Regions from separate parts of the Mus musculus genome. Here region 1 is linked to region 2. A link is a loop called in an ENCODE intact Hi-C map of the cell type or tissue named here. Cell type or tissue: gastrocnemius. All regions are shown on one strand. Each heading gives the region's core, and the rest is flanking DNA. Links, peaks and the distances in the headings are about the cores only.

Region 1 (9,645 bases), core at 484-8,483, 85 kb before region 2:
GGGCGTTGTGCTGTTTCGATGACGTATGCGATGTGTGATGAACATATTCAAGTAGGGAGCATTTTCACCATCTTAAGCCTGTTTTAGCCTTCATGTGGAGAATGTTCAAGTCCTCAGGACATGCGTGGTGCGTCTTTAATTTTTGTCCTCCTTCCCAGGAGGACCTTAGTGATGCTCTGTCTGCTTGGTTAGCTTTTCCTTCCGGTGCCTCTCTACAGTCTTCTGTCTGTGAGGACTTTCTCTCTGCTGTACCAGCTCGGCAGTCCTTCCAGTCTGAGCACTCAGCCGGGGCCCTGCCATCCTCTCCTCTAAGGAAGGCATACACTGCCGGCGCACTGTGCCAGCATGTGTGAGCACATGTGGAGTGATATGCTGGGCGCTTGTTTCTTCCGATCTCCGTCCTGTGCAGCCCTTCTTGCAGTGCTTACCCCCATGCTGGCTCACTGTTGTTTTAGGAAATCTTGCTATTAATAGATCCCTAATCTAAGAATGTAGACGGAAAATGTCCATAGCAGCTGGATCTTGTCAGACATTCTCTAGCGGTGCAAGTTGTTTGTCTCTTCATTTTGTTTTCCCCCATAAGATAAATATAATCATTGCACTTGGAACAGAGGCTGTTTCCAGAAGGTGGCATTGGGAATGGATTTAAAACAGCATTTTAACGAAAATCCATCCTTCACTGGTGGGCGTAGGAAGGGAATTTGAATACTTTGGTATCATATTCATACTTATTACAAGTGATTATCTTGTATGTACATGTGTGTGACTTAGTGTGTATATGTGCACCACATGTGTATAGGTGCCCATAAAGGTGAGGCCAGAAAACAGATCACCTGGGACTACAGGAGGTAGTGAGCCACCTGGAGAGGATGCTGGGAACTGAACCTGTGTCCTCTGCAAGAACAGCAAGTGCTCTTTAATCACTGTGCCATGTCTCCGGACCCCAGGAGGCTATGATTTTTAATGCTTAAGTAGGGCTGACACTGATGGGAGCTTGCTAGTGTCCTTATGCTGGGCCACAGATTTTGTGTTGGTGATCTTCATGGATCTTCTTAGCTCCACTTCCCAGATGAAGACAGTCCTGCTCAAGGGGTCTGCAACTATCCCAGGATGCACAGCGTTTCCTGGCAGAGCCAAGTCCTATGGTGTTCTTCCCAAGGTTTAACTGCCTGCTGCCATGTGGCTCAGCATGGCCTCCCCTGACATTGGGTCACCTGCACCATTGTGTCCTTTATTTCCTCTGGTCTTGTTGCTAAATAAAGTGTGGGTATATAACAGGTTAGTACCTCAGATCCTTTCCCTTAAAGGAGGACAGGAAAGCAGCATCCAGAAACACAAGTGCATAACACACTCTCTCTCTCTCTCTCTCTCTCTCTCTCACACACACACACACACACTCTCTCTCTCTCACACACACACTCTCTTTCTCTCTCTCTCTCTCTCTCTCACACACACACACACACTCTCTCTCTCTCTCACTCACACACACACACACTCTCACACACACTCTCTCACACTCTCTCTCTCTCTCTCTCTCTCTCTCTCTCTCTCTCTCACACACACACACACACACACACATCATGGTTTTGGATGTACTTTTCGGTAGAAGCTGAGAAGTCTGTGCAGAGTCTATGTAGAAAGCCTCTCAAGGTCTGCCCAGCCAGTGACTCTGGAAAGCAGGGGACGAGAGAGGATGCACCCCTGTCCACACCCTCCGGTCTGGGTGCTTGCAGTTGTTTAACAGTGTTGTTCCACAGTCCTGGCTGGAATTATCCTGTGTTCCTTTCTGTGTGCTAGGACTTTCTAGACTATAAACAGTGTTGGGTCTTCAGAGAAGTCTGTAGTCACTGATAATTTTCATAGTTGTTCACTAGTCAGTCCCCTCCCCTTGGCTGTTTGCATGTTGCTGTCACTCTGGCTTCAGCAGCACTTGGCACCTATCAGTTCAGAACTCTGGCTGTGGATATCCAGATGTGCTGGCAGCTGCTGGATTGGTGCCTGCTTGTGGAGGGCAGGCTGACTCTCTGAGATTTCATCCATTAGAACATGTGCTGCTCTGTGTTGCAGGTCTGGTTCTTGAGTCTACAAGGAGCCATTTTGACAGAGTACCTTGTGTGCCAGAATGAGCCCTGTGCCTTATGATGGAATCTAAAGCCAGTCCTGATAGAAGCTGTTATGAGTACCATAGAGTTTCAAAAAGCAACCCTTCTTACCCTGAAATAGACTTGGTGCCCACCTGGCCTCACCTGGCTGAGAGTGGGGATGGAAGCCAGTGCTCTTATTTCCCGTGGATGAAAGGACTGGGTGGCTTGGGGGAGAGATGTTTTCCTTGATCTATGCACACAGAGTGCATTTGGGAGAAACAGCATGCAGATATTATCTCCCCTTTAAAGAAGTCTAAAGTCCTAATAAAACCTCAAAGAACATTCCCACAGAGGATTGTGGGGCCTGGGACTCCAGGCCTTCGTCAGTGCAGCACCCTGCCTTCTCTGGAGCACTGGCCTACAGCGTGCATGCCCCCTCTCTGTCTTGTGCTGGGACCTTTCCCAGTTTATATAAAGGACAGTCTTAGACATGAGCATTATACTAAAATGTGAGGTGTGGCTTTAGTTTGTGTGCTCTTCTGGAGTCCTGTTTGTCCCTGTGATTGTGCCTGCCACACTGAGTGAACACAAACAATCTGCTCACTGCTGGGGTGTGGGGCTGACAGCTGGAGCCTGAGGCCTGGCTGTTCACTGTCAGGATGGAGAGTTCCTGGACCTTCAGTCAACTATTTCACATGTAACCAGAGGGGGCTGAATCCCGGGTCTTGTGAGTCCCCCTTCAGTTGGCACACTGGGGAGGGTGGCTCTGATCAATTCCCTGGATTATCTGTGTGTGGAAGCCTGAAGGCTACCTCAGGGACAACATCCAGGAGTGGTGGCAGAGGTGAGAGTGAGGGCTCCCAGGCCCCATGTTCCTGTTTTCTTTGAGGTTTTATTAGTATTTTAGACTTTCAAAGGGAAAACAAACAGACATCTACTCTGAACATGTGTTAGGACTGGAACTTCCTAGCTCTTCTCAGTTTGTGCATCTCAATGAGATCTGGGTGTGTTTGTGTCCATGTGTAGCTTCACAGATGCCCATCCAGTGTAGACCCCTGTTGTTGCGGGATGTCCTGTCGAGTGGTCAGCCAGGGTCACTGTGTGAAGAAATCCCCACACTCTCTGGTGGATTGTGGAGTTCTGGCCTTACTCACTCTTCACTTTGGGATTCTCCCTGGTACAGACCTAGTTCCTTCTTCCTCTCCCAGGGATGTAGGGTTGGCAGACAGCGCTAAAAGCTGTTGCAGCCAGCTGGATTCATGGCTAGATTCTGTAAAGTTCTACTGGGTCACTGCCCCACCCCATGTTGTGATCTGGTGCCTGGGGTGGGAGTCGGGGGGGGGGGAGAGGAGGGGGAAGATCTGCCAATTACTATGATTGAGACACAGGCTTGGTGGAGGCCCTGGGAGGTGCCTAGTTGGTGTCTAGGTCCTGAGTCCCGTGGTAGAGGTGGAGAGATGGATCTGCCCTGCCTTGTATTGGGCCAAGGTGTGTGCTTGCCTCTCTGTGTGTGGCTAGCCTTGCCTTCTGGGGGATGGAGAGAATGCTGGGAGGTGATGCTACTTAGAGAAGTAACACTGTCAAGTGTCATCCAGTGTCCTGGACCTCGAAAATGGCTCTGAGATTCTTAACTCCCTGATGTCCTGTTTTTCCTCGGCTTCTGCCCAAAAGATTTGTGTGTGTGTGTGTGTGTGTGTGTGAGATGCATGTGTGCTGCATGCCTTTCTTTCTATTGCTGTGATAGAACATGATGACCAACTTACAGAAGAGAGTTTATTTTGGCTTGTGGTTCTAGAGATGAGAGCCCATGGCAGGGTGGAGGCAGGTGTGGCAGCATGAGCAGGAAGCAGAGAGCTCACAGGAAGCAGAGAGAACAAATTGGAAACAGGGAGGTTACATATTCTCTAAGATCATATCCAAGGATGCATTTCAACCATCAAGGCTAAATCTCCAAAAAACAGTACCACCAACTGGAGGCCAAATATTCAAATGCCAGAGACTACAGGGGACATTTCTCATTCAAACTACCACATGTGTGCACATGCGTGTGTATGTAGGGTGTAGAGGCATAAAATTAACATGGGGTGCCCTCCGTGAATGGTTTTCTTGAGACAGGATTTCTGGATGAATCTGCAGCTCACCTGTTGCTAGCCATGCAGGTTGAAAAGAATTCTCCTGTTTCTACTTCCCTGGTTCTGGGGTTAGAGTATCATGCCAGCTCTTCATATCACTGTGGGACCTTAGTTAGGGTTTCTATTGCTGTGGTAAAATAAAATAACCGAAAACAACTTGGGAGGAAAGTCAGGGCAGGAACCTAAGACAGGAATCAGTACAGAGGCCACAGAAGGGTGCTTCTTACTGGCTTGCTCCTCTTGGATTGCTCAGGGTGCTCTCCTATGTGACCACATCCCTGGGCTTTGCATCCCCACAGTGAGCTGGGCTTCCTACAGCAATTGTCACAGAAGGTCACAGGCTTGCTGTGCTTACCGAGGCATTGCTCAATTGGCTCTCTTTTCAGATAGGTCTAGGTTTGCCTCAGGTTGACAAAAACCAACCAGCACATGCGGTGAGCACTTTGCCCACTGGGTCACCTCCCTCCCACTCCCCGGCTATCCTTAAACCTTCTTATGGTTTTAGTGGGAGAGAAGGACAGTTTTCTCTGATCCGTAAACTCATGAGCGGCCTTGTAGTCTCTTGTCATCTGGGTGAGGGGGACAAAAACAACTCCATGAGGAAGGTTGAGGTTTGCAGTGCTCCTGTCCTAACCCATGACCTCTGCTCTCGCTCTCCCATATCCCCTCAGCTACAAACTGTGCACATGACAGTGATAGTCCACAGCCGCAGTGTGAGCAGTGCACAGGGTCTGGAGGGAAAGCCCCAGGGGAGTCAGGGAGTGGCTGAGCTCTGCAGGGCAGTGCTTTGTCACTTCGAGGGATGTATCTCCAATTCCTTAGGCAGCTTGCTCTCCTGCATGTCAGGAGACTTTTGTCACTGGTTGTGCGATCAGATGGGTGAACTCAAGAGAGAAGAGGTTGAAGGTGACGACCAGGAGCAGCAGCTTCGCAGAGGAGCGCAGTGCTGATGTCCTAACGCAGGGCAGGCCTGGGATGAAATCATGGGGGGCTGGAGAATAGCAGGAAGCTCCAGCGACAGGTGGAAAAACAGCCCGGCAGGCCATGCCAGATGATCTAAGATTTATAGGAGTGGAAGTTGATACTGGCTGGGGATGAGCCAGGCCATGAAGTGACAGCGGCAGGCGGGCACTGGGGAGGCTGGCCCAGCTGCTCCTCAGTGACTAACAGTAAGCAGCAAGTGTCTGCTTCTGCTTCTAACCGTGTTACCCAACCTAGACACGGGGCGTGGGGGGCTGGATTGGTTACCGTGGTGAAACTCTGTGACAAGGCAACTTACAGAAAGAAGATTTATTTGGGCTTATGATTCCAGGGGGTGGGGGTGTAAATGTCCATCATTCTATCCTCTGTGTAAAGCAGAGGCAGAGAGCAAAGTGGTCGGAGGATTTACTTCTCAAGTTCACCCCCAGTGACGTAGCGAGGCTGTACCACCTCAGCCTCAAACACTACAGTAGCTGGGGACGAAGTTATCAAATGGCCAGGGACACGTCCCTCGGTCCCGGTCGGCTGGGGTGGCCTGTCTCATACTGTCCTCATTTGGTCAGGGGAAACTTGCTTAGAGAGGGAGGGTCCTGAGTTTACAGTGATACAATCTGTGGAGCATTTGTGTCCTTAAAGAGCTAAGGGTATCTCTCTGGCAAGCGGGAGACTGAGCCAGGTGGGGAGAACAGCTGTTTGTCCGCTATGTCCGGAATGGGTCGTCTGTGCTCAGAATCGTAGGCCAAGGCTGCTGTGTGTTTTCCCGGGACTCCTCAGCATGCAGGAAGTAGAGAAGGGTGGGAAACCCTGCAGAGGGATCGGAGATGTTACTCCTGGTTTTGTGCGAATCAGAAAATTCGGAGTTTGAAGTTGAGTTATCTGGACACCTTAGAGCAATCTCCTTCCCTGGGACAGGTGGACACTGTTGCAAGTGTGCTGAGTGATGTAATAAAAATGAAGTCTGTCCTCCTGGAGTTCAGAGAAGGCAGCATGGGTAGGATCTGGTGAGGGCTCGGATTTCTAGATGTCATCTTGCTGTGTCTGTATGTGGGAGGAAGGCGAGAGGAAGAGAGAGAGAGAGAGAGAGAGAGAGAGAGAGAGAGAGAGAGGGAGGAGAGGGCGCTAGCGCCAGGGAGTGTGCTCTTAGCACCTTGGTGTCTGTCATAAAAACACTAATCTTGTTGTGGGGGGCGGCATCTTTATGGCTTCATCTAATCCCAATAGCCTTCGAAAAGCCCTCCTTAAACTACTATGTATTGGGGTTTTAGATCACTCTAGCCAGAGCATGCAACCTTCCCCCATTTTTTTTTCTGAGTAGTTTTTTTTTTTTTAAGGCAGTGGGCTTCCTTGAAGTCTCTATGTTGCTGGAGCTGAGTCTAGGTAGAGAGGAGCGACACACAGTAGGGCTGCTGATATCCTCTGAAGGCCTCACCTCTGTGGAGCCCTTCCTCCCCTTGTTCTCCTTCTGGTCCTTTCATCTGACTCCCACAGGAGTCTTCCTCTCTCCTGGACCTTGTAGCCTCCCTGGATATTGGCTTTCTTCTAGGCTTGGAACCGTGATCGGCCACAGTTCCTGGGTGAAGATTCTATCATTTGACCTCAGCCTCACTTGTTATTTTGCCACTTGCTGTGTCCCACACCCGGCTCCTGGCACCTCACTGTTACCCAGACGCCTTTCCAGGCTGATGCTCCAGAGTAAGAGCCCCTGTGACCCACATAACACTCCGGAGGCAAGAAATTCACCCTTTCAGATGGTGAGCCTTGTGAAGTCAGGGTGAGCGGTGGACAGTATTTCTGGGTCACATCATCCGAAGCATTGTCATAATGAATGGGCACTCAGGAGTAGTCCTCCTGAAGCTGGCTGCATAGCCACTCTGCCACCTGGGTGGCTCTCATCCCCTTCAGGCTGTGATTTACAATGCCTGCACATTTAGCCCCATGCAGGTGTAATTAGAGACCCCCTCTGTGAGTTCTCTCAACAAGGAGGCCAAGGGTGCTAACCCGTGGAGCAGGAGACCAAGCCAGGTATGGAGAACAGCTGTCTATGTTACAGCCCTGAGCTTTAGTTGGCATCTAGATTTGGGGTGAATTCCTTCATCTCTTTGAGGAACGTTCATGAGTTACATGTAGGACCTCAGCTTCTTACCTTTGTGGGATGTTCACATAAATATGTTTACACAGGATGCAAAGAAACCTCGCTGGCTGCCTGCCTCAGTTTGAGAGCATCTGGCTGGTGTTCTTTGGCAGAAAGCATAGCAGATACCCTGTTTTGTGACCCAACTTTACAGGGCCAGCACCACATCCCAGGCTGCTGGTGAGAACACAGGCTACCGGATAGGCGCTGGCCCTCAGTATTGGTGTTAACAATTATGTAAAAATCATTCCACTTTGCAGCTTGCTATGTTCCTGCAGAGTGATCAGATCAGACGGGCTTGCTCTCTTTGTTATTACCCAAGTGCAATTCCAAGGTTTTGTTTCCTAAATTGTCCTTTGTTTGCTAGTGGGTGCCTTGTACGGTGAGGTGAGGTGAGGCGGTGGGCTCCCTGCGTGCATGCTGGGCATGTTCTTATGCACGCGCGTGCGTGTGGGGCGGGGGGAGACCCTCCTTGTGAGTCATAGATCTAATCCCTGCAGGTTTCCTTAATTGACTGCCTGACTCTCTCTTTGGGTAGCAAGGTGGAGCCCCTGGTTGGTGGCCCAGCTAAAGCAGGCCCAGGTGCCCCCTCACAGCACGTACGAGTGTGTGCAGTGGGCCAGGCCTGCGTAAATAATTTATGGCGGCCAGTAATGAGCTCTCAGGGGCAGTGCCTGGCGTGCCTGGGCTCTTCCGATGATCTATGAATTGCTCTTTGCCTTTGTGTTTATTCAGACTGACAAATACACACTTAATAGTGGCTTGGGATGATGCTCAGGTGTGAGGGCTGTGTGCAGTGCTGGGAGGTGAGTTCCCTTCACCCTTTAGGGCCTACAGAAGCACGTGGAACCTGTGTAAAAAGGGTTGGGATTCTGGTGGATCATTTTCAACCTATGTATCTATGGCCAGGCAACACAAATCTCACCCAGGTTGGTACATACGCCAGGGTATATACCCAACGCAGAGTCTCAGCTACCTTCCCAGCTGGCACAGCGTTCCTGCACATGGACAGCCGAACAGTTCCATCCGAGAACAGCATCTTCTCTATGAGACACTATAACTTTGACCTACATCTGATCATGGCCTCCCATTTTCTATCAGGAGGTAGAGTTGGCTTCCTAAGGCAGGAATTAATACGAATTGTAGTACTTAGTACTTAAAAAAAGAAGGAAGTATTTATTTTTGTTTTATGTGTATGTGTGTTTTGCCTGGGTGTATGCCTATGCACTGCATGCCAGGTGGTGGAGGAGGCCAGAAGAAGGCTTCGAATCTGGGTCTTCTGGAATTAGAGTTACAGATGGTTGTGAGCCACTGTGTGGGTACCAGGAACTGAACCTGGGTCCTCTGGAAGAGCACCAGTGCTCTAACCACTGAGCCATCTCTCCAACTCCTTTCTGAGCATTTTAAAGCGGACAGCCCTAGAGATTTTAAGACCTTCTAACCTGGCAACTTATTTTCATAAGAGGGTTCTAAAGTGTAACCTATACTTGAGTGCCTGTAATGTGCATGTGTGCAGCCCCGCCCCGTGCACCTCCCTCTACCCCAAGACCTCCCAGCTTCCTAATGAGTAGAGACAGCATGTCCAGAAAGGGACAGGATACCCTCTTCATCTTAAGGGGCTGCAAGCCAGGGGGAAAGGCTCAAGTAAATACTCATTCTTGCCCCCAGACAACCCGTCCCTTCCTGTTCTCCCTAAATAAGGCTGACGATTGGCTGGGGAGGGTGAAAAGAGAAAAAGAGAAACATACTGCCCTCATCCCACTGCTTTCTCCAGGTGTGGACTGATAGATTAAAGGGGAGCCGGGAATAAACTGGTAATTACTCACGTATTCCTCTGCGAGTGGCCTAATTGGTGCAGCCCTCCCCATAGGGCCCTGGTCCTCTGCAATTAGCAGTGAATTAGCATACAGCAGTGCTGGGCCCTGCGGGGAGCCTTGCCCATCTGCTGCTGGGGAGCAGGCCAGTGGTGCCAGAGTGACACCTGGGTAGCAGAATTCATTGTTAGCTAGGAGTGTGATGGATCTTTGGGGTGTGCTTCTGTGTCTTTCTTCTGCCAGAGAATTACAAACGCATTGTAGTCCCTCTCACCCATTCATCAGATGCTCACTGAGCAAATGTGTGAGGCAGCCTCTGGGTGCTGCCGGGCAACAGCAAGAGAGAGCTTTGACATGGCAGTACTGGGAGCAAAGATGTTTGTTGGCCAGGGTCACACCAGTGACAGGTCACACCAGTGACAGGAAAGTGATCAATGTGTCCCGGGGTCCGGTCGGACCTTGCTGGAAGGTAGACATCGTCTAGTCAGCTGCTGCTTGCTCTG
Region 2 (9,645 bases), core at 860-8,859:
TCCATTGCTGGGGTTGCAGCTGTGCACCACCATGCCCAGTGCGTGTATGCCAAGTAGAATCATAGAGTCGCGCACGTAAGACAAGCACTCTACCCACTGAGCTGTGTCCCCAGTCCAACAGCACAACCGCTCTCAGCAGGAAAAATATAGATGGCTTCATATCTACAGTCCCAGGGTATGTTTCAAGATTTTAAGATACATTTACAGGTGTGTTCTCCACTGAAGTTCATCACCTTTACCTGCCAGGCTTTAATTTTGGAATCTGTTATTCCCCGACCCCACATCTAGTACTTGTGTCTGCTGTGTTCATTTGTCCTTGACTTTGCCATCAGTGCCCAGCCTGCTTCCACTTTTAAGGCACCTCATGGCAACAGCCTGCTTGGATCTGGCTGGAGCAAGACTAGGTTTACTTATCAGTCTGCAGCTGGGGATGGGGGGCTGGGAGGAAGGGAAAGAGACGCTCAAATAGGGGAGGTCGGCTTCTTGACCTATATTCCTGGAACGCGGGCTCCTCCCTCTCCCATCTCTTGTATGTCCTGACTTTAACGCTCATGTAGCTAGCTAGCCAGCTCTCCCCACCCAGTGCCAAGCAGCTTGTTGATGCCCCTGACCATGGTGCCAGACCATGTACAGAGAAAGAGTGAAATGTTTCTCTCTTTTGCCTTTCAGTTCTTTGTTTTTCTCTTTCCAGCAGAATAGTCCGAGATTGTTCTGATTGACCATGCTCCAGCCTTGTGCTTTGTCTTTGAGCCGATAGGTATGTCTAGGTATAAGAAAAGATTCTGGTCAGCTAGTCTCGGGGAACACAGTAGTGAGGTGTGCCTCACTGTTGGCTCCTGAACTGCTGGTGATGGAGGTAGAACCAAGCCTGTGTTGTAGCCACAGAGGGACAAGTGTTCTTTGAGAGTTTAAACAATGGGCCTGTGCAGTGCATTTCATCTTCCCGTCACTCTCCGAGTGTGGTGCAGACCAGAGTTGGACAGCACTGTGTACATATACCCCAATCCTGCCTCACACAGGCGACTCCTTAACTTCTACGGCTCCACAGAGCCTAGGTGGAAGCCTCTGCTCTTTCCTGGACATACTCCCCTTCCTGGTCCATACAAGGACGTGTGTCCTTGTCAGAGCTACTGTGGGTGTAGGCCACAATATCCAAGGAGCACGGGGCCCAACACTGTGTGTGTGTAATCTCAGCACAGAGCCCCATACTGACAGCAGCCTACGTTGCTTGGCTGTAATGAGTTTGTGTAATTGATTTATCTGTGATTGGTCCAGACCAGAAAAGGAAACCAGACATTGCTAGTAGTGCTCTCCTGCCTCTGCCCGTGGAGATTTCCAGGGTGCACCATGTGAGGACTCTTAGGTGGGACCTAGGCAGAGACACTTGGCGTGTGTGCTGCTGCGCCTGAGGCTGGCCTGTCCCTGTGGCCGTGGGGTCAGCATATCTGGCCAGCAGTTTCTGGCTTTTTGAGTCCCCCACCCCCACTGCTTATTGATAAGCATTTAAATTTTAAAAAATCTAACACCATGAAAAATAGGAGACAAACTGATGAAACACAGCAGTTGTTTTTCAAGGGCCCAATGGGCAAACCAGCTGTGCTGAAAGGACAGTGCGTGCGGTCACTGGGGAGGGCGCGTGACGACAGAACCAGTCCACACTGCTCCTGCCCTTCACACGCTGATAGGAAGATGCCTTAGGTTGCATGAAGTAAAGTTTGAATAGAACAGGACTCCTAAAGAATTGTCCCCACCCAAGAAGTGACAGTGACATAGTACATGCTTTGGAGATGAGGTGGGGACTTTGTAGCTAGGAGTCCCCAGACTTCCTCTTGGCTTTGGAACTGACTTAGATTTTGGTAAACGTGATCTGTAGGAACCCTCTATACTTGGCCCTCATGTCCCATCAGGATTATTGGCTTCTTCAACAATGCCGGCAGCTTGGGGCCCGTACACCAGCGTCTAGAGTGCATAGACCTTATTCCAAAATGTTTCAGATGCAGGCTGGTCCTGGAGGAAGCGAGGTCTGGCAGGCTTGGGCTGAGCCTGAGGCCCGGTAGCTCCAGCCTCAGAAAGAGGGCACAAGGACACCTTGCCTTGCCAGCTCTGAACAGGAGGCTAGTGTGCTGGTGGTGCTCCCCAGCCTGAGGTGTGGGTCCTCTCAGTGGAGAGTCCCTTTCAGGAGGAGCAAAAGCCTTGAGGCAGAACCTAATGTATTCCTTCTAGTAAACAAATTACATGGGATTGCAACACAAATGATGCCCCAGAGACTGAGGACAGACGGAGTGACCTTCAGAGCAGTAAGTGTGTGTTTATCTACAGTATGAGTATTCAGAGTGCAGACTAGCATGTGACTCAGTGGCAGGGCCTTGGCTAGCTGAAGCCTTCCCTGGGTTTAGTCCCTGGCATGGGAGGGAGAACCCAGTAGTAACCTTTAAATAGTGGTTACCTGGACCTGAATTGTTGCTGCCTATGAGCTATGAAGAGGTTTTTACAATGAAATAAAAATAAACATTGACAGAGCCTAAAGTACTCTGGCCCTTTATGGAAATAGCTTCTTAACCTTCTCCAGCATAGTCAGGCACAGCTCAGTGACAGGGGCCATCTGAGAAATGGCCTCTAGGCCATATCATAGACACGAGGACATCACTAGATGTCTCAGCAAAGCCTAGGAGAGCAGTGGTGTCGCCTGTACATATAAACTGGGCTTTCAGGCTCCAGCGTCTGCTGCCCTTGGCAAGCTCTGCTACATTCAAGTGTAAAGCATTGGTGCGTAGTGTCTTGGGTTTTGTTTTCTCGTCCTCTGGGGTTGGTTCACTGCTGCCTCCCCTCCTCCCCTCACTCCTCCCCTATTGATCCCTCCCCTGTTGGGATATTTGCCCAATATCTTGTCCTTATGATTTCTGCTTCTCCAATGATGGGCATCTCTGTCCCATCGTTGTCTTGGAGACAAGGGTTGTATTGGCTCTTTTTTCTTTTTGGTCGGGGGAGTATCTGTATCATTTATGGTTATCCACACTGACCTGGGCTCTGAGGCTGTAGTGCCAGTTCCTCAGAAAATGACCTTCTGTGGACCGCTCTCATTTGCCTCATCAGCTGCAAGGGCAGAGGGCACAGAGCCCTGAGGAACCTCACGATGAGTGACCATCACCAGCCTGACAGTCATAATGTTCTGGCTACCTCTGTTTGCCTCCCCAGGAAGGTAACTCTCTCTGGGTTAGAGACCAGGGGACCTGCCGCCCCTGTGCATCTGCTGAAGGCCCTCCTCCAGCATCCATCGTGTGTCCTGAGGCACAGAGCAGCACTTCCTCTTCCTGAGATTGCTGTGGGCACAGGCCTTGCTTCTGCAGATGGAAGCCTCTCACATTCTAGAAGCCAGCTGTGGGAGAGGGCTCTGTTTTTTCAGTGGGGCCTCAGGTTGTTTCACAGCCTTGCCCTGTGCCGCTCCTTCTCATGCCGCCCCTCCCCTCCCCTCCCCTCCCCTCCCCTCCCCTCCCCTCCCCCTCCCCCTCCCCCTCCCCTCCCCCCAGGAATGGAGGAGTCAGTTCTGGCCCCATTGTGTTCTGATGGGCCAGCCCAGCTTATAACTGAGGTGTCCCTTCTCAATTTCTTTCTTCTGACAGGGACTTGAGTTAAGGGAGGCCACCTTGGGTCACCCTCCTCCCTAGTGACCCACCCACAGAGACCTTGACAGAGTGTGGTTGGCTCCTCACTCACTCTTAGCACACTGCTCTGGGCGGTTTTTTTATTTCCCACCATAAGCTCAAAATGCATGGCAAAGGAAATCTGTTTTGGTTAAGTTTTATAAACGACTATGTTACCAATAACCTCGGCTCCCACTGTAAAAATACTATGTGGTCCAAAATTCCTTTCAAATATCACAATACTAAACTTTTCCAGAGCCCCAATCTCATAAAGTACTGGCTTAAATATTTTTGTCATAGTTTAAAAGCCGCATTAATTTTTAAAGGAGTTTGGCACATTTGTGATTAAGTTTATATTCCCTTAGGGAGAACAGAAAAGGCCTGCAGCCCACAGTGTCTCTCAGTCCCCTTTGCTTTAGATAATAAGGCGACCACATTTGCAGGGACTTGTCCTGCACCACCATGAAGCTAAGGGGAAAAGGCTGATCTCACGAACCATCTACTTAGAAGCGGCAAGAAGAGACCTGGTACCATCCCTGCTCTTTCCTCTTGCCAGGGTTTAGGCTCTGGGCCAGCTGGCACCTGCTGCAAGGGCCACTGGGTTAGGCTCAGGGGTGAGACTGAGCTCGCCTCTTGGCAGTGGCCCCACAAAGGCAGCTCCAGCTCGGTATAACTCTAGGCCCTTCCTTGTGCATGCCAAATCAGAGATGGGCACAACCACAAGAAGGCCTGATGGTTTCAGCAGAGGTCTGTGGTCTCGGCAGCACAGCGATGGTTTAGAGTGGCAGCCCCCCGAGCTGGGGCTTAGTGGGAGAAGGCTTACTTGGCTCCCTGCATCCTCTGTGTCAGCTCCAAGACTGAGGAGAATGTCACTTTGCAGACAGGGTCACATTAGGGTCATGTGGGACTTGGTGTTCACATGGAAGAGGACGGTTCGAGGACCAGGAGCTCTGGCTTTCTTTCCTACAGGCCCGTGGGAGGGCAGGGGTTTCTCTGTCCCTTAGTGTCTTAAGGGCTTCCCAAAGGCTCTGGGCTGGTCTCTGATGCTTGTGTCACAAGGCACTTGTGGGGAATAACTCAAGTGGTGCTTGTCCATGTCACTGTGAGAGGGCTCTTGTCATTGTCCTCAGTCTTCCTTGCTTGGACAACTGTTATAGATACAACTAATAGCTTTCAGTGCAAGTATTGGGAATGATGAAACAGGCAGACATCTGTGGCCTTACTTACGCCAGGCCATTCCTATTTTTGGACTCGGAAAATTCCATTTAACTGTTATTTTACCCCTTAAAGCAGAACTGGACAGAGATGGGACCCTGGCCCAGCATGCGAGAGGAATAAACCGTGGCAGCTCCTCCCAGTGTGAGCTGAAACAGAAGGAAGCCAGTTATCTGGCATGTGGTGTCCCAGATTTAGAGCTGGTTCCTACAGTGAGAGTCTCAGAATAGTCACCTTGAAATTGGCTGAGGTTGGATGGTGAGAAACACCCCTAATCAGACCTTTAAAGTATGCTCTACAGCCAGAGAACACAGCTGCGCTCTTCTTTAGCAGCACGCTATGCCTTCACTGAACAGTTCTTTCTGACGTGCTGGCCATATGTGTTGCTGAGCAGAAGTTTGTCTTTCCTCGGCCCTGGCTTGGGGGAGAAGTCAGGATGCTGGGGAGTGGGTGTTAGTGGTAAAGTGCTTGTCACAGAAGCAGGAGAAGCAGGAGGACGTGAGCTCAGTCCCCAGAACTCACTCGTTTCCGTTGTTTTAAAGCCAGCTATAGTAATGCATGCTTATAACCTTTGTATAAGAGAGGGCCAGGCGACTCTCTGAGCCTGGCTCACTAATAGTTTAGCCTGGTAAGCTCTAGGGCAGCAAGTATTGCTGTCTCAAAAAGCAGGGTGTAGGGCCACAGAGCATCAGCACCCAGGCTGACTTCTGGCAGGTACACACGTGTGCACCTACGCACATGTGCATGTACACACACACACACACACACACACACACACACACACACGTATACACACACGACAAAAGATCCAGGGCTGCACAAAGGCAGCAGAAGCTGGAAGGTACATGTTGGAGATGAGCAGAGACTTGAAGTTGAGTTAACTCCATGCTTGGTTCTCAGAGGAGGTGAGCACACAGCGCTGTTGTCCAGATTCCGTTCAGGAAGTTACCATGGGCCACTGCACTCAGCATGATGCAAAGGGAGCCTTGTAGCTGGGGAAGGGTTACTACGAACAGGGAAAGGACTGCATTTCCCAGCATGGGAAGGAAGATATTTCTCCAATTGCAGAGTCTTGCCAATCAGCATCTTACAATGGGACAAAGGTACAGCCATCTCAGTCTGTTACCAGTCTGGGGGCAACAGTATGGGGCTCTGAGTAAGAGGACGACCCCCCTTCAACAGCACCCCAGAACCTGCACACACACAAGAGGTAAGCTAGGCATGGGTCAGACATCCATCAGAGAGGTCAGGTGTATATGTGACACCTTTTGCAATTTAATGATAGGTAGTCATAACCAATAGTCAGAGAAGTTCACAGTTGTTCTCGGGCTAGAAATGGATGGCTGGATGTGGTAGACCTCTGAGAGAATGACTTAGATTTGGATATTAAATAGACACTTTAAATCTAGATTGACCAGTTATGTGTATGTTAGCAGCACACACACCAACATTGAAATAGCAGAGAATACTCACATGACAAACAAGGCATTCGGATTCCATTAAAAAAAAACACATTAAAAATGAAAATTGAATTTGGTTATCTTCTGGAATTTTTGGTAGAAAACAGGACCTAATGGCCAAGATAAGATGGCAGATTTGAATTCAGAAGTAGAGTGGGCATCTTTACTTCAAAAACCCAACAATCCAAAGTATCCCAGAATCCACAGTAGTTTGGATTCTCAGAAAGTGTCAGATGTTCAAGTGAAGGGTGTTTGGCTGGTGGTAGTCCCAGACTCGGGCTCTTGTGAACTCATTCCTGTTCCTGGCATTTCGAATGCGGGACCCCGACCTCAGAGTAGAGGTTCTAGAGAGGCACCCCCGTCCTGACAAGGACAGTTCCCTCTTTGGGTGACCATGGAGGACACGTATCAGTGTGTTATTTTGGTGGCCTGGATTCTCAGGACCCGGGTGTGCCTGTTGCACAGAGCGACTGAGTGGTGATAGCATCCCATTCAATCCTGGACTGCTTCCTCCCAGCCTGCATTCCCAGGTTCCTGGCTGGGTTTTAATCTCCTGATATTACACGTCTGGGTTCAGGGAACCTCCCTGTATTTGTTTCCCAATTTGGCCGAAATTCTGAACCCATGGGTGTTCTCAGTAATGATGAAGTGTTGAAATAGGAGTCACGTTTTCTGTATCTGGGATGTCAGCGATATCAGAGTTTGCAGAGGCCTTTGAGGTGGAAGGAGGCACCTTCTTCTGTCTGGAAGTGGTGTGGATGCAGCTGAGAGCCCTTGGGGTCATGATACCTAGAAACCTAGCTGCCTTCTGTAAAGCTGGGGAAGGCCTGTGAGGGTTTGGTGTGATTCCGCTACCTAGAAACATCTCTTATGGTCAGGTCCAAGCGACTAGACAGGAACTCTTTGTCAGCAGCCTGCCGGAGGGACGGTCACTGCACAGCGTGCATGATTGTATCTGGAGAGGGGGAGCGAGGTGACTGGCACTTGTGGACAGCCAGGGCTGCTGCTGCGACCAGACTGTCCAGAGCAAGACAGAGAAGCCTCATGTATGTTCACCCTTGGAGGTTTCCACTGTGGCCACTGGGCAGGGGCTGCTGGGATGAGGAGAGGGACGAAGTACAGTTTGCCCCACCTCTGCAGGGATTCAACCTGGAAAAACAGACCTGTGCCCTATGGAACGCCTTCTCCTGTGACCACAGAGCTTCAGGGGCACGCCTTAGACCTGCCTGCCTGCTGCTGTGACCCTCAGAGATGGTTTCTCTGGCGGTTGGGCTCTTGCATCACTCTGGTGATGATGGTGATGATGTCATCCATCAGATCATGAAAGCTACATCTCAGAGGACCATGGGGAAGATTTTCAAACTCCACACAGACTCTGCTTTCCCCAGACCCTGGGGACTGTGTCCATCTGCATATCTATGTCCAGGGGTAAAAGGAGGGATTTCCCAGAGCCAAGAATGCCAGGTTGCTTTGCAAACATTATTTTTCACTTGAAGTTTGACTTCCCATCTGTCTCATCAAGAAACAGAAGGTTGGGGCTGGAGAGATGGCTCAGCAGTTAAGAGCACCGGCTGCTCTTCCAGAGGACCCGGGTTCAGTTCCCAGCACTCATGTGGCAGCCTCATGACCTATCTGTGACTAGTTCTAGAGGATCCGACATATATGCATGCGAAACAGCCCCACATATGAAATGAAAATAAATTTAAAAATTAAAAAACTGAGAAAGTTTCCCATATCTTATTTCAGAAGTAAAATTGATGAAGTAACAGTGACGCCACCCCAGCTTGTGCGCACACTTACCTCTGTGAGCAAGTCCTATGCTGTCAGGTGTGTCCTAGAAGCGCAGTTTCCGACCCTAGGCTGCAGTTGTGAATATTAGCCGCAGTCATGCCAGCCACTGCTGCTCATCCTGCTTTGTGTACAGTCTGTACTTTAGTCCACCAGATGGCATCCTTACCATCTTCCAGTTGGGGTCACTGTCATGGAGGGAGGTGACTGGTGGGGCTGGTTCTGGGGCAGCCCTGATTCAGACAGAGTTGGCAATGGTGGTAGAATGTGGGTACAGGTATGCTTTCGGCTGTCATACTTGGGGTGTCTGTCAGGAGTGACAGAAGGCTGTTTGAGGAGAGATGTCGACTCCTCGTTAGCTGAAGAATCTGTGATTTGGGGATCCGAGGTTACGGAATTCCTCCTACGGCGTTGACATGCCCATGCGAGGTGTTTTCAAGCTTGTCTAGGGGGCAGCTATCCTGTCCCTGCAAACCTCGTCCCCCAGTACATCCCAAGCCTTCCCTGTGACTCCGCTCGGGAGGGAGAGCATGAGTGTGTCCTTGTATTGCAGTGTTAGGTTCGTTGAGAAAGTTAAAGGGGAGCAAAGGAAAGCACAGCTCCTTGTTAGGCGCACACAGAGAAGGAAGGGCTGGTGTGTGTGTGTGTTTGTGTGTGTGTGTGTGTGTGTGTGTGTCTGTCCTTTGTGTGTGCTTGTGTGGGAAGGGCACTTATTTAATATAGGAACCACTTATTTAATGTAGGTCCTGGACACCATTGAGTTTGTGTGGGGAGTGTAGTTATTTAGCTTTGTGATGAAGTGGCCAAGACCTGAGACTGGGGCAGAAGTGGCTCTGGAAGATTCTTGCAAACTTGCTTAGAGGTCAGTGGGTTCATTGTGGGTTCCTGTGAGGCATCTACAGAAGTCCCAAAATGAGAGCCAGGGAGGGATGCATCCCCCACAGTAAGACTAGAGCCCTTCCCTGAGAAGACACAGAGAGACACGAGAGGGCACCTGAAGCCCTGAATGCCTGAGGGTAGTTTTGGAGGTGGCATGACTCCACTGTGCATACATACCTCACAGTCCAGTCCTGGGTATGTTGGGGCCACCTTTGGACCTCCCTCTGCCAGTGCTCTTTGCCTTTTGTCCCAGCAGGGCCCCAGGTGGTTTCTCACTAGCTAACCCCATGTGGTCTCTAACGCCTCCCTGTCAGCTGCTGCAGCGCTCTGTCTGATTGTGCAGTTCCATCGGTAGCTGTGTCTAACGTGTGTAGTAGTCGGGCATCCTTCCCTAACTGTGGCCTGTGACTTCGGCGACGCCATCCTCATGCCGTTGTGTGTTCCCCTCCCACGCACTGGGTTTCCCTTGAGGAGAATACAGGTTCTCAGGCGCTGCTCAAGCACGGAGAGCATTTCTGGGTTTTGAGAGCCTGCCCTCTGCTTGCCAGTGGGAGAGAATCTCTCGACTTATGTATTAAGTAGACTTCTCCATGAGAAGTCTACACTCCTCAGCCAGGATTCCTGGCATTGCACAGGAGGCCGTGCCTGGTAACCAGAAAGGA

What was found. Hi-C counts contacts between places; a loop is a spot of excess contacts. Peaks named below come from ENCODE experiments on the same cell type or tissue, not always from the same donor. Only the 100,000 strongest peaks of a DNase experiment are listed, where the experiment ranks them.
Region 1: it touches region 2 in a loop (3-fold over the local background); 17 of 42 quality-filtered maps call a loop at or near these places.

What each region holds. Positions count from the first base shown.
Region 1 is chr1:89,533,436-89,543,080 of GRCm38, forward strand. The region is part of intron 1 of Agap1 (ArfGAP with GTPase domain, ankyrin repeat and PH domain 1); the gene reads left to right. Among named protein-coding and RNA genes, the nearest start is that of Gm41914, 43 kb to the right of the region's middle. In gastrocnemius, for the core only: no CTCF peak of the experiment used is centred there; a DNase peak (open chromatin) is centred at 5,283; H3K4me3 peaks cover 973 bases; H3K27ac peaks cover 3,784 bases.
Region 2 is chr1:89,617,914-89,627,558 of GRCm38, forward strand. The region is part of intron 3 of Agap1 (ArfGAP with GTPase domain, ankyrin repeat and PH domain 1); the gene reads left to right. Among named protein-coding and RNA genes, the nearest start is that of Gm41914, 42 kb to the left of the region's middle. In gastrocnemius, for the core only: no CTCF peak of the experiment used is centred there; DNase peaks (open chromatin) are centred at 4,245 and 4,972; H3K4me3 peaks cover 581 bases; H3K27ac peaks cover 5,891 bases.